Regions from separate parts of the Mus musculus genome. Here region 1 is linked to region 2. Evidence: chromatin contacts called from ENCODE Hi-C or POLR2A ChIA-PET data. All regions are on one chromosome and are shown on one strand. Each heading gives the region's core, a stretch centred on a gene start or an enhancer-like site at or near the end of the contact. The rest is flanking DNA. Distances are from core to core; before and after follow the strand shown. Region 1 holds the start of Sec14l1 (SEC14-like lipid binding 1). Region 2 holds the start of Snhg20 (small nucleolar RNA host gene 20).

What was found. Hi-C counts contacts between places; a loop is a spot of excess contacts on that map. ChIA-PET counts read pairs that join two places held with the same protein, here RNA polymerase II (POLR2A).
Region 1: a map of mouse embryonic stem cell shows a loop between it and region 2 (2.7-fold over the local background). The contact joins the promoter of Sec14l1 here to the promoter of Snhg20 in region 2. A Hi-C loop is called at or near these places in 29 of 37 maps with a recorded cell type or tissue (CH12.LX, Patski, T-helper 1 cell and 10 more). POLR2A ChIA-PET finds 5 or more read pairs at or near these places in 4 of 5 experiments (Patski and embryonic stem cell).

The regions. Positions count from the first base shown.
Region 1 is chr11:117,112,606-117,117,037 of GRCm38, forward strand. It overlaps Sec14l1 (SEC14-like lipid binding 1), which reads left to right and starts at 2,563. Exons shown (of 16, transcript NM_001166506.2): 1 at 2,563-2,746.
Region 2 is chr11:117,075,078-117,079,316 of GRCm38, forward strand. Snhg20 (small nucleolar RNA host gene 20) reads left to right here and starts at 1,706. Exons shown (of 2, transcript NR_027059.1): 1 at 1,706-2,125; 2 at 3,699-3,878. It overlaps Mir6516 (microRNA 6516), which reads left to right and starts at 2,271; the gene lies at 2,271-2,380.

The sequences.
Region 1 (4,432 bases), core at 1,313-3,812, 38 kb after region 2:
AAAACTTGGGTTGAACATTAGCACCACAAAACAAGCAAAAAAACCCTAAACAGTTGACATTATGTTTTTGTTCTATTTTATTGTGTCCTTATACCTCCCTTCCAATCCTACTCCACCCTGATCCCTTCCAACCCCTGCCACTAGGTAGAAGAGAAAGGTTAGAGGGGGAAGGGGTGTAGACCTCTTTCAGCCAACAAAAGAGACTACTTCCTGCTGATTAGATGCATGGGGTTCCTTGGGGCAAGTCCAATCTTCATAGTCAGCGATAGTTAGCGATATCTCTAACTTCAAGTCTCTCTGTTCACAATCACTTGACAAACCACAACAGCAGCAGGGGGGAGCAGCAGCTGCCCCAGGCTCTCCCATTTATACCCTCTCCAGAGTTCCCAGAATTAAGCCATCTTGCGGCTGGCAAAAGTCACAACCCTGTCAGTACTCTAGGCAAGTCATAGTCACCTGCTGTGAAGCAGCCTCTTATCCCACACCTGGGATTAGAAGGAAAACACAGTCACATAACTGGGTTTTTGTAAGAAATCTAAACTCTCACTACACTAAGCCACACCCTCTCTCAAACATACCACGTTTCACATGTAAACACATGTTTTTATTTAAACGTGTTACTTTAGTGGGGTCTGGTGAGATGGCTGGGCAGTTTTGTTTTTGAGACAGGGTCTCACTAGGTAGACTTGGTTGGCCTGGAGCTTGCTATGAAGACCAGGCTAGTCTCTAATTCACAGAGATTCAGTGCTTCTGCCTGATGATGGCATTAAAAGCATGCAGCACCGCAGGATTATTTTGTAGCTACTCTTAGGTATTATATTACTTCACATAAAAATAAATTTCAGCATGTGCCCCGAAGGCATGTTCTCTTCAATTCTTTTCCTTCTTTCTATGTTTGTGGATGTTTTTGCCTGCCTGTATGCTTGTGCACCACTGGCATGCAGTGCCAGAGGAGGCCAGAAGAGGGCGTCAGATCTCCTGGGACTGGAGTTACAGCCAGTTGTGAGCTGCCAAGTAGGTACCGGGAATCGAATCCTGGTCCCCTGGGAGAGCAGCCACTGCAGTTGAGAGCACAGTTGTCTAAGTGAATTTCCCAACTCCTCTTAAGGTATCAGTTAGACTTCCCCTCATCTTTCTTTAGAAATCATTTGATAAAGACTATATCTGTTTTGTACCCCCGAGGTCTGTGCTTTCCAGGCTGTGAATTGGCCCCATCTTCCAGTCTCTATTTCCTGTACATTTGTGGTTCATCTATAGGTTTGTCAGAATGGTGTGTTCTGGATAAGATCATCTCAATGGGTGCTGCCATTCACTCCTACCAGGAGCTCATGTTTGTCTTTCTTTCTTTCTTTCTTTCTTTCTTTCTTTCTTTCTTCCTTTCTCTCTCTCTCTCTCTCTCTCTCTCTCTCTCTCTCTCTCTCTCTCCCTTTCTTTCTGATACAGGGTTTCTCCGCGTAGCCCCTGGCTGTCCTGGAACTCACTCTGTAGACCAGCCTGGCCTCGAACTCAGAAATCTGCCTGCCTCAGCCTCCCAAGTGCTGGGATTAAAGGCACCACTGCCCAGCTCCCACAGCATCTTTTAAAGGTGAATGTGATCCCTACACGTGGACATAAGTCATCAGCAGCCTGAGTAGCGCGGGTAGCAGTGCTGGAAAATGACGGTTTGAGTTGGAAATAAAGTGTGATCGAGCAATGAATGATATGTTTGTGTGGTGGGTAAACAGGTCCTGAAGGAAATTCCCAAACTCTTGTGTGCAAGTACAGCCATCCGGGGTGACTAATGTGAACGGAACAACAGTGACACTGATGGAGAAATTGTGTGTTGCTTCTAAAACTAGCTTTTCTGTGTGGGTGGATGCGCCAGGTGTCCGCTTATTGTCACCCGCCCGTCTTCAGGACCCCTAAATGTCTCCGTGTGTGGCTCTTAAATTTTAAAGTTGGAGACGCTGAAACGCAAGGCACACCTAGCACCCCACTTGAGGTCCCTCCCCTTAGAGCCATCCCACAGCCAGACATTCCCCAACCATCTGGACGTGTTGACAAGGGTGCTTGGGTTACACCCATCTCCTCCCCACCCTGTTCGCTCCATCACCATTACTAGGCCAGAATGCAATCAGACACTATAGCAGTGCAGGAAAAAAAAGAGGAAGCCCACGAGGAAGCACAGACGGCGCAAGCGCGCAGCATTCAAGCTGGAGGGCCGGCTTAGCTGACATTCCGTAGAGGTCCCAGTTCCCGCTCCGGCTGGAGTGCGCATTTGAATCTTTTCTGGGGTCTGTGGCTGCTAACTGCGAAGCCTCGCCCGCCGCCACGGCCCTTCCCCCTTCCCACTGACGCCAAGAGAAGGAGCCTCTGGGGCTCGCTCCGAGTCCTGGCAGACCAAGTCCTGAGCCCCTCCTACGCACGCGCAGATCTGTAACTCGCGCCGGCGCAGTACGGCCCTTAGCCAGCCCGGCGGCCGCCCCTCCCCCTCCCTAGCAACCGCCTCCTGCTCCTTCCCCCGCCCCCTCGGCCTGGTGTGCGCACGCGCGCCTCTTCCGGGCTGGCCCCTCCCTCCCCGTCACCCGTAACAACCACTCGAGCCCTCGCCGCGCCCCTCGGCCCTCCCGCCCCGGCCCCTGTCCCCGGAACCGGCGGTCGAGCGGCGGCAGCCGAGCCTGTGGCACGGCTCTCTCTTCGGGGAGCCGCCGGCATGAACGCATCCCGCCACCGCGCCGCGTCCCCGACCCGGTCCTTCTGACAAGAGGTAAGCTCGCGTCGTCGTGGAGGGTAGGAGCGCGCCCGGGTGTCAGTCCCTGGCAGGGTCCCTCTGCTGCGACGGCCCGGGGCGCTCGCCATCTCGGAGACTGCGGAGCCAGCCGGGTCCCTCCGCCGCCGCCGCCCCCTCCGTCCAGCCCCGGCCTGCAGGGAGGCGCTCCCCCGGGGCCGACCCTGGGCTGATTTTCAAATACCAATTATCATGCAACAGAGGCAGCCCCGGCCTCCTGTGCCATTTGGCGGTGGTCACTCCGGATGCCCGCGCAGGGCGTGGATCTGGACCAGACCTCCCCAAGCCAAGATCTGGCCCAAGTTCAGGGAGCTGGCGAGCAAGCTGGTCCTTCAGTGTAGTCACTTGGTTAAGAGTTTCTTAATAAAGGCATCACGCAGTGCTTGCATCTTCTCTCCTACCCGTCAGCACCCGGTAATCATCCTCCTTTTATTTGAGAGATACCCGAAAACTAATTTTCTCAATTAAAAAAATATAAACGATTCTTAGTCTCCCCTCCGCGCACCGGCGTTGTAAGGTTTACGAGAGTGAATGGAACGCGGTCTCTGCGCTCCAGGACGCGTCAGCGCCTGAATCGAGATTAATGAAGGCTTGAGTTTGGAGAACCGAGGAGTCTGGTTTGAGAGCTGGGAGTGTAAGATCGTCTCACACAGATGGAATCAGGAAAGGCGAACGGCATGCTTGAGGTCACCCAGAGTTATTAGCCATTGTAGTTTTCCAACTGTTGGAAGGTGGTTTTCCAACGTAACCTGCTCCTTCCGAGTGCTATGCCAAGCAAACATACCAGAGAAAGTTCCAGACCTGTTTAAAGCAATGTAAACATTGTAGAAGTGCAGCTCTAGATAGCAATCCTCTGAAGTCTATCAGCGTAGGGGTTTTTTGTTTGCTTTTTTAAACACCTGTAATTTGGGATACCGAGATACTGGGTTTTGAACTTTTGAATGTCTTTTGACTGTATCTAGGTAAAATAACATCCTTATTGATTGAGCCCCAGTGGGACTACTGGGCTCACTGGACTTTCTTTCCTTTTTATATTTCTGTTTGTTTTTCTCCTCCTTTAAGTAGGTGAGCAAAAGGTTCTAGATGACTCTGAACACACAAGGGTGTTTGCCCAGAAAGCCGCCCTTGCCAGCACCCGAGTGATTCTGTATGCAAAGCAAGGTTCCTTGACCTCAGACTTGAGCATGTAATTGATTGCCTTGCGGTTCTCGGGTTCTCGGCTTCAGGAGGCTGGAGGGTTTTGGAACCCCTTAGCTGGAGCTGGGCAGCCTCCCTGCTGTTTGTAGACAGTCTCTGAAATCGGAGCGAGCAATTAGAAAACAGGAAACAACAAAGTTCCCTTTGAAGCCAGCACTTAAGGAGTATCCCATTATTTAAGAAGACAGTAAGGGTCGCTTGCTCCAGCTTTTTGTGTCATCCCCAGAACGGTTGCCATAACATGTTACATTTTTAGTTGGCTTCTTGTAGACATTGTTCAAGAGAACACCACTGAATCCTGGGACTTCATGGCTGCTGAAGACTAGATCTCCTGACCTAAGCCAGAGACTCTGCCCATACAGGGGGCAGAGGGCCTCCCAGGTGGCCCCTCCTTCCATGTGGGCCATCTTTGCTTGTTACTAACACCCTGATGCTTCCCCGTCAGACCGTTTCAGCGAATCCTCTTTC
Region 2 (4,239 bases), core at 456-2,955:
TGGGAGAGCTTGATTGCAGAGGCGAAGAGACCCCAAGCCCAGAACTGGTGCTGCTTATATAGGCCTAGGAGAGGCGTGTCTCACACCCGGATTGGTTATGCACTACGCCTCATTTGCATGTTCCTCATCTGATTGGCTATTCTCTCTCTGTACCTCACAGAGCCTCATTATCATACCTCATTTGCATGTCTCACATCTGAGTGGTTATACTCTCAAAGCCTCATTATCATGCCCAGGCCAGGCAGTGTCTTTGCAAAAAACTTTACTGCATATGTACACATTGGTTGTTTGTCCAAACTTATGGGTGGTGGCCAGCAGTAGTCAGTGTCACTCTGCAACGGCACATGTGGCTTCCCACAGTTGTGTTTTTACATCCACAAGACTCATCTCAATAAATAAATAAAATAGCCTTCAAAGGGGGAGTCTGTATTCAGTGGTTGGATTCACATTACAGTGAAACATGCAAAAACCCTTCATTCATCTCAATGAGGTTCGTGTGTCATTTTCTTCATTTACTGAAAATACAGAGTGCACCCTCTCCTTGCCTTTCCCCGCGCCTCTAGCTGACCTGAAGATGATCTTGATTCCAGTTAGAAGGAGCCACAGCTGTAGGGGTAATGGCTGTGTGACACTTTCCCTAGGGAGATGAGACCACCTTGTTTACTAAATGACAGACCAAAGTAACAATGACACCAAATGCCCCTCCCGCCCCCATGAAGTGGCCAGTTTTCTGGGGTTACTCACAGGAGCACGGATAGCCCAAAGACACTCACATTACTAAGAGCCTAGCCCAGCATGAGTGACAGCTCAGGAGAGCTGGAAACTGGAGCTCTCTGCATGATTTGGGGCTAATTCCACAAGTTCGGAGGGTCTCTCCTCATTAAGGAGGGCGGGGCCTTGTGAATCTGGTAAGCTTTAGGAATTTTTTGAGACTTGTCACTTATTTTCCGAGTCTTAGAGTCTTAAGGACTATCCGGATCGCACTTTCTCAAGCTTCCCTCCGGGTGAGATGTTTCGGAGGAAATTACTACATAGCACCGACTTGGCCCTGGCATTATTGATCAATTTTTTTTCGTGGGATTTCCCATTGGCCCCTGGGATACCTTGGGATGATTGAAACCTGGACCTGCATGCAGGACTTGGATGCCACTTTGGAGGTTGGAGGTCTTAGCCCAGAGATGCCACATCACAGATCTAACTAACCCTTTGCTGGACCACGGTGTCATGTTCCTCGGGAGGTCTCTGCTGAAGGCATGATTCTAGATACAGTCCTGCGGCGGTCAGGTCAGAGGTGCGATTTTGGGAAGCCTTTGGATCAAGAGGGTGCTGACGTCAACGGGTATCAGTTGATACCACCTATGGGTTTATACTGTGATGGAAGGTCACACACAGGTTTGCAACAGAACCAGCTGGGTTTCAACTGCCTTTGCCACAACAGGGCTGACTGGGCTCGGGAAAGTCAACTTTTTGGTCTGCACAGGGCTGCGTGATTGATAAAGGGTCAGTGGCTAGGCTAGCTCCTGCCGCCCAAGAGTAGGGAGTCCCTCCCGCTTGCGCCCCTGTAGACGAGGTCCCACCGCCGCGTGGAACTCTGGCCGCTCTAACCGCGTCTAGAACGCGGCCCCTTTAAGGCCGACCTGGATGACCCGAAGGCCAGAGCGACCTTCTAGCGGCCGTCTCGATGGTAAATCTTCAGTTCCGGCCGGAAGTGCATTTGCAGAGCTGGTTCCGCCGGGGAGGAGAACTCGCGTGCTCCGTGCAGAGGGGATGCATCCTGCGCAGCGTGGCTCGGGGGCGCCGTGGAGCCTCCCGAAGGCGATCGTGGGATTCAGAAACCTCTCCCGGGACTCCCATGGGAGGAGGCTGACCCCGGGCCGGCACGCGATCGCGGGATGGGCTGGAGTTGTAGGAAGGCCCTAGGCCCGGGCCGCCATCGGCGGGGCACTGGCTGCTTCTGTGTTGCAGGCGCCGCACGGGTTCGTCCGCTTACACAGAATTGTATTAAATTGTCTTTTTATTTCCCCACCCAGGAAATGAACCACATCCCCCAACGACTAGACGGAAGCACGCACAAGCTCCTTCCTCCCGAGGAGCGTTTCCAGTGACTTGAGCTTGGTTGGCCCAGGTATGTCAATCCTTGGGGGTGGGACGGTGACCTGAGGCCGACGGTCTGGGAAAAGGCTCCTGTGTGGCTGTACCCGCCCGAGGTGGGTGCAGCCCCGTACCAGACAGCCCGACCTTGACCTAAAGTAAAATCCCAGAGGAGGAGGAACCTCTTCCCTGGGGTTAGAATTTGCAGTAACAGGTGTGGACATCCTAGCAGCAGTTTGGTGGTCATGTATGATACTGCAAACAGGAGCCCTGCTGAAGCTGTGGGGACTGAGCACAGTCCTCCAAAAGCAAATATTTGACCATTACTCAAGCCCCTCACTTTAGATAAAAAAGAGAAAAAAGACGTATTCATTATTTTATTTTATTTTAGAGTGTGGATGTTTGCCTGGTGCCCCCAAGGGGTCACAAGAGGGTACCAGATTTCCCAGAAGTGGCATTATAGAGTATTGTCAGCCCCGGTGTGGATGCTGGGAACTGAACCCAGGTCCTTTAAGAGGGCAACAAGTGTTCAGCTTCAATGCTGAGCCATCTCTCCAGCAACTGCACCACCCCGCTCTGAGATAGGGTCTCACTTAGCCCAGGCTGGCCTTTACTCATTAAGTAGCTGAGGGCAGCCTTTGAACTTCTAATCCTCCTTCCTCTGCCTCTGGTAGCCGCCTGGATGACCGGCATCCTCGAGCACACGTGGTTTATGGGATGTACGGATAAAGCTCAAGGCTATATGCATGCTAGGAAGTCTTCTACTCCTGGGTGTCTGTCCCACCCACGTGGAGCTTAAACAAAGATGCATACAGTTGTGACTCCAGACGTCACTGGACAAGACACCAGTACAACCCAAACAAACAGAAATCGTTCCCCAGGACTCACCTGAGCGACCGTGGGCCCCACTAGGTTGTCTCTTCAGTGTGGTTGAAGGACTGGGCGTTTGCATTTTGAGTAGCCACATGGGGCCAGTGGTCACCATTTTGAAGGTCCTGGGTGTGGCATACTTCCGGAAAAACCATGACAAGAGGAATCTGCCATAGTTCAGGCTTGTCACATGCTCTTCAGGGGCACGGGAGCCAGGCTGGAGTGTGGCTCAATGATAGACATATGCTTAGTGTGTCTTGAGAAGGTCCTGCTTGTTACACGGGACTCTGCATCTGTTCAGGTAGACATCAACAAGTCATGGAAGGCAATTGGAAAGAGACAGCACACAGGGACTATGGCGGTCCTGTGAGGGAGGTACAGATGGGGTCAGGAACACAGGCATGCTGGAGTCAGACATGGCTGGAGGGGAGGGAGGTCAAATAGGAATGGATTTCAAGTTGTGCTGAGCTGCAGAGGCCTCGTTTCTGCATCTGTCAACCAGCAGGTTTCCAAGGAAAGCCTGCAGTTAAATCTGGGCAGAGAAGGTTCTGGAAGTCACTGGGTGGGTGGCCAGCCCCGGGTGTCAGCAGTTTTTATCCATTTGGAAGGACAGGAAATTAAAAAGACTGAGCACCTTGTACCCCCACCCTGGGGCGTGGTTTGCGTTCTGGTGGTTTTAACTAAACGTTGAGATTCCAGGTTTAATGACGACTGGTGGTGAATTTTCTTTTTTTTAGGTCATTTGACTAGAAGCTTTGTCTGCGTGCACTGAGTGAGGATCCGGCCCTACTGTGTGTATCCCTACTGCGTGCTCCTGGACCTGTTGGGTTTGACTCTTGATTTGCTGTTTTTGGGTATTCACTGGCTGAGGACAGTGGCTGTGTTCAGTGGCTGTAAATAAATGGAGCTTGAACTCACTCTGTTTCCATTGTTCAATGATATCTCACTGCGCAGCCCTGACTGGCCTGGAACCCAGATCCACCTGCCTCCCACGTACTGTGGTGAAAGGTGTTTATCACCACACCCAGCTTCTTCACGCTCTTGGTGGTTTCTGTGCTCGCCACTGTAGCAAGTGTGGGTTTGTATGGCCAGTGTGTGTTAAATGGCCCCTTTTCCAGATTTTTTGGGCACAAAGCACAGGGCTATCCAAATATTTCATTATGGAATGTAGGGGCTGCGGAGCACAGTGTTCTCAAGGAAATTGAGTAGCAAGGGTTGTCTGGACAGGAGATGTCCAAGGTCTCTGGGATCCCATGGCCTTCTGGGCTGGCCTAGCCC